2 separate regions of the Homo sapiens genome follow, and region 2 is linked to region 1. Evidence: chromatin contacts called from ENCODE Hi-C or POLR2A ChIA-PET data. All regions are on one chromosome and are shown on one strand. Each heading gives the region's core, a stretch centred on a gene start or an enhancer-like site at or near the end of the contact. The rest is flanking DNA. Distances are from core to core; before and after follow the strand shown. Region 1 holds the start of CD80 (CD80 molecule). Region 2 overlaps TIMMDC1 (translocase of inner mitochondrial membrane domain containing 1).

Region 1 (2,700 bases), core at 123-2,622:
CAAGAAACATAGAGCAGACAGTAAGGGTGTATTTTGTCCAAGGCAGGACCTAAGTTATGAAACAACTTCTTTCTTGACATATTAACATAAGAAAACAAGTATCTCAATTCTTTAAACCCTCTACTCAAATAATATATCATAAAGGGGTATGAGATCTCAATAACCAGAAAAGTCTATCCATAAAAAGGGAGGGAAAAAAAGACACTGCAGACGTTACTTATCAAAATTATGTACTCCAGGGCCAGGCGTGGTGGCTCACGCCTGTAATCCCAGCACTTTGGGAGGCTGAGGTGGGCGGATTACTTGAGGCCAGGAGTTCCAGACCAGCCTGGCCAACATGGCAAAACCCCATTTCTACCAAAAATACAAAAATTAGCCAGGTGTGGTGGTGGGTGCCTGTAATCCCAGCCACTTGGGAGGCTGAGGCACGAGAATTGCTTGAATCCAGGAGGTGGAGGCTGCAGTGAGCCAAGATGATTGCAACACTGCACTCCAGCCTAGGCGACAGAGTGAGACTCCATCTCAAAAAAAAAAAAAAAAAAAATTATGTACTGTCATGTGAGGTGGCTAGGGATTAATTTTTCCAGTAAATATGTCAAAATTGAGAAATGAAAATAAACACTGTGCTCCACTGTCACCCCTTCAGGCTGCTACCAGGACACAGCCCCGTGCTGCTCAGAGAATGCTTGAGTGTCCTCTTTGGAGACCACCCTAGAGCTAGAGTTCCAGCCACGCCATATTGTTTTATTAGCCATCATCCATTTTAGACAGGATTAGTTAAAAGAGACTTATTCACCAGAATTTGTTTTTCTTAAGATAGAATCTTGCTCTGTCACACAGGCTAGAGTGCAGTGGCGTGACCATAGCTCACCACAGTCTCAACCTCCCGAGCTCAAGCGATTTTCCCACTTTCACTAGAATTTTACTGGCTTGAGAAATTCAAATACGGCCCACAAAAACAATATTTGCTAGGATCTAGGATATTTTAAAATAATGGGCCACAATTCTCACTATGATGCTCCAAATATGTCGGGAAGCCACAGCCTCCTGTGGGAATGAGACCCTAAGGGTTCCTTTGAGGGCAAGCCTGGATCCAGGAGGTGGTAGCAGAGGTATTGTTTGTTTAAAAAGCAGTGAGGTTGCTGGTAACTAGTTCTACCAAGCTATCCCATAGTAAGATAATAGTAAATGTACTTACTTGCTGAAGAAAAATTCCACTTTTTCTTTAAATCCTTTGATTTCAGGGTAAGACTCCACTTCTGAGATGTTCTCTTCTTACAGTCTATAAAGCAATGACAAATCACTTTTTCTTTGGGTAATCTTCAGAGAGGCGACATTTCCCCTTCTAACTTCTGTTACTTTACAGAGGGTTTGAGTTCACTCAGTACTTGTCAGTGCCAGGAGTTGGACAGGGTGTTTGAAGAAGCGCCCTCTGCTGCCGTCTTCTTCTAGTTGCTTTTGTAGAGGCTGTGGCTGGGGCAAATCACACAGCAGCCTCCCTCACCACCGTGCATGGACTAACAAACATGAAACACCACGAGCACCAGGCGGCCTAGGGGAGGAGAAGAATGGTGCCCGAGAAGAGTGAGGGGCATCTGGCTAGCCTTGCTGTGTGATGGGAGGCCAGCTTCATGGGCTGGCTGTTTCTGTGCTGGTCTCAAGTTTTGTTTTAGCACCCAGAGTTACTCCTGAGTCCCTGCAGGAATAAGCTGTCAACCTCATATGTAGGGGACACTTTTGGGAGAGTGCTCAGCTCACAGGACCACCCAACTCTACTCCCACCTCTGAATCCCACCATCTTCAGAGAGTGGGCTCCTGCCAGCCACGCTGGACAGTGAATTCTGGTCACCCTAGCCACAGTTGAGTGCGCCTCTGGTGGGATGAGGAAGACTTTAGTCATGCCCATCACTCCCATTTCCAACTAGGTTGCCACCCACCCCTGTGTGTCCCTTTGTAGGATTCTGGAGCCCCTGTGAGTGAGCAGCTGACCCATGCTGGACCAGTGTACTTGTTTGCACAGGTGGAACCTGACAGCACCTTGCATGGGTTGCAGTGAGCCGAGATCACAACACTACAATCCAGCTTGGGTAACAGAGCAAGACTCCATCTCAAAAAAAAAAAAAAAAAAAAGACGCCATCCTTCCCACACCAGCCAGAAAGAGAGCAAACCGTGTGGGTGAGAAATACTGACTACAGCGGCGGCTTCCTTCATCTCAGCAACAAGTTTGTGGCAGAGCTTAGTGGATACCACCCTATTCACCTGAGATTTGGAATACTGAAGCTTTGGAAATCATGAAGGCAGAACTTGCTATGAAAGGACTCCACTGCACTGTCTCCTTCTGTATTGGCAGAAGGGGCCTAGTGAGCACCCTTCTTCACCTGTGTCTTGTTCTGGTCTCAGATGCATATTTTGAATAGTTGCAAGGAATATGGATGTGACAATTCCTGCCTTACCTCTAGTAGATCAACATTACATTTTCAAGTAAAGGGAACATAGATTGGAGGTAAGTTCATGTTTTCTATTTTCTTGAACATTTATTCAGATCAAAGAAATGTTTTCACTGATTTTAGCCACTTCTACTTGATACATTATTACAATGCACTGGAAGTGATTTTTTTTCCAGGTATTTAAAGTAATAGAAAGTTATAGATGTCAACTTAAAAGAGCAAAGAAATACAGAGTTTTAGAAATTTATTTTC
Region 2 (2,700 bases), core at 158-2,657, 35 kb before region 1:
AGAAAATTGAAGCACTGCTAAACCTTCCTAGAAACCCTTCAGTAATAGATAAACAAGACAAGGACTGAAAGTGCTCTGAACTTGAAACTCACTGGAGAGCTGAAGGGAGCTGCCATGTCCGATGAATGCCAACAGACAGGCCACTCTTTGGTCAGCCTGCTGACAAATTTAAGTGCTGGTACCTGTGGTGGCAGTGGCTTGCTCTTGTCTTTTTCTTTTCTTTTTAACTAAGAATGGGGCTGTTGTACTCTCACTTTACTTATCCTTAAATTTAAATACATACTTATGTTTGTATTAATCTATCAATATATGCATACATGAATATATCCACCCACCTAGATTTTAAGCAGTAAATAAAACATTTCGCAAAAGATTAAAGTTGAATTTTACAGTTCGTATATTCATGTGGTCCTTTGAAAGGGTATTCTAGAAATCACTGGAAAGAGGAGAGGAAAGAACCAGGTAGGCAAATGGTCTGTGAAACCCTTGGGTCCTGGAAGCAGTGTGAGTGTAAATGTGTAGTGTTTGGTTTCATCTAAATAAACAAAGATGATTTCTTTGACACTTGAAATAAAATACAAATTCAACAAAAAGTAGATCAGCATTATTAAAGAAACGGTTCAACTTTGTTTCTTCCCTTAGTATTGCTGACAAAGTATCTGCTGTAGAATACAGGAATTACTTAGAATAGAAACATAGTCATCACAACTGTTACTAAATGGAAAAGAAAAGAATTATTGAGTTAAGTATTCCTGTCAATACGGGAAACACTGCTAGTACCTTATGTTGGTGTTAGACCTCTCTGCCCTACACTGAGAATATAGTTTTACACAGGAGCAAGGTTTGTGAAGCAGCATAGTGAGGTAGCTAAAGCCATGGGCTGGCTCTAAAGGCTTTAAATCCCAGCCATGTGGCTTAGCTGCCATGAGATGTGCATTTGAGAAATGTTGTCTTCTTTTGCTGTTCAACTCCAGATTTTCAGATGATAATGTGATTATCCCAGCTTAAGTTGCGTCCACTTCTGGTCTAGTGAATTGTGGAAGGCAGTTTTAGAGAAAGGAGTCATGAGTAACATGAACAGCAGTTGGCTATGTCTTTCCAGTTCTCTGCTGATGTCAGAAAGACCCAGAAATACCAAGGAGAAAAAGCCATCTTAGGGATCTAAGGAGGCCCTATGGAAAGTTACTACCTTAGACATTTGAAGATAGCTTACTGCTTAGTACATACACTGTAAACAACGATCTCATTTTAAATGAGAACTTTCTCATAAATATTTTACAAATGAGGTCAAACTAGCATAAAGCCATTTAAAGAGATTATCAGTCCAATATGAACCAGTTAAGTCTTTGGACTATCCCTTTCCTCCTTGACTACTGCTTTGACGTACCTAAATCATTCGTCTTACATGTCAGAGGAAATTAGTTTTGGATAGTTCTCCTTTCTGCTGTACCTCATGGGGGAGTGAGAGAGCAGCAATAGAGAACACAATGAAAAAAATGGAATACTGGGTAAACACCAATAATATTTCCATTAGTCTCCTAAAGATGTTCATGCCATACTTCCTATGCATTACATTGGGCTTTTGTAAACAGCAGCATAAAATCTTCTACTCTGACATTAGGAAATCAGATAGTCTCTGAAGTTGACCTGTTATTGGACAAATTCTACTTCCAGCAGCACTTTGCCTGACATATATATGTATATACCAGTTAACAGGCCACAGTCAAACTGATAAAGGGAAAGAGCACCAGAGTTAGGAAATCTGGGTTCTGGCGCTGGCCTTTATAATTCGGGTCACCTCCCTGGGCCTCAGTGCCTTTGTCATTAATAACACTGGTATTCTCTAAAGTCCCTTCCAGAACTCAAGAATTCTGCATTTCAAAACACCTTGATCAAGGTCACCAGAGCTACTTCTGTGCCCACCATATTCCTCTAGACACTTCCTGCAAAGCAACTGAAGTGAAGAAGCACCTAAGAGCAGATACGTAAAGGGCAAGGTGGGGTAATCTTGTCCATCTGAGGAAGTTCCCAGAAGAGGTCAATTGCAAATGGAGGTGGGACCTGAGAAAACAAAGAAATGATTACATCAAACCCTATATTGGCAAAGGAGGAAAACATCTTAAATTTATTTATATATTAAATTATACATATATAATTTTTAAATTATATATGTATATATGTATATATAATTTAATTATATATGTATATATATATATTTTAAATATAAGATCTTAATTTTAATCTCTTAATTTACATTTTAATCTCAAGATCAAGGGTATTCCCAGCTTGTACACAGTAACCTTGATAGCTGAAGAATATGAAGGGAAAGCTGAATTATGAGAGAACTTAAAACTACTCTGGCAATTTTTGTCACATGAAATATCGATCAGGCAAATGTTTAGTTATTACCAGCTATTACCAAACGACCAAATGCTTGATCAAGCCACTCTTCTATGTGTGGGGCTCTCAGGCATGGTTGCTTTTCTCAATAAACCTACATACAGTCCAGTAAAGGATAGAAGGAAGATGTGGTACATGAAAATCAACCTATGCTGGTGGTATGAGATGTGCTATAGAGGTGGAACTGCTTGAGCTAGACAAGATGACCACAGAAGGCCTTGTGTAGAAGATTGGGTACACGGCTTCATTTTGAAGTATCAGCAGACTGAGCAGAAGACTTTTTAGATAGAAAGTCAAGAA

What was found. A loop is a pair of places that touch in the nucleus more often than their neighbours do. ChIA-PET counts read pairs that join two places held with the same protein, here RNA polymerase II (POLR2A). Pooled maps may share reads with other maps.
Region 2: a loop to region 1 is called in a map of B cell, with 9 times the contacts of the local background. The contact joins the enhancer-like site here to the promoter of CD80 in region 1. A Hi-C loop is called at or near these places in 3 of 168 maps with a recorded cell type or tissue (B cell, Calu3 and K562), 18 of 37 single-sample maps with no recorded cell type and 13 of 50 pooled maps. POLR2A ChIA-PET finds 5 or more read pairs at or near these places in 6 of 52 experiments (B cell, BJ, GM10248 and 3 more).

The regions. Positions count from the first base shown.
Region 1 is chr3:119,558,242-119,560,941 of GRCh38, forward strand. It overlaps CD80 (CD80 molecule), which reads right to left and starts at 1,373. Exons shown (of 7, transcript NM_005191.4): 1 at 1,199-1,373. It overlaps LOC107986118 (a long non-coding RNA gene), which reads left to right and starts at 2,189. Exons shown (of 2, transcript XR_001740861.2): 1 at 2,189-2,504. RefSeq lists enhancers at 337-496, 767-826, 1,597-1,646.
Region 2 is chr3:119,523,689-119,526,388 of GRCh38, forward strand. TIMMDC1 (translocase of inner mitochondrial membrane domain containing 1) reads left to right here. Exons shown (of 7, transcript NM_016589.4): 7 at 1-1,402. The coding sequence ends at 68. CD80 (CD80 molecule) reads right to left here. Exons shown (of 7, transcript NM_005191.4): 7 at 605-2,061. Among named protein-coding and RNA genes, the nearest start is that of TIMMDC1, 26 kb to the left of the region's middle. Within about 2 kb of position 1,408, at least 2 of the 41 ENCODE cell types and tissues checked have a DNase peak (open chromatin) inside an H3K27ac peak, as active enhancers do; they include B cell, where a contact is called at or near this core.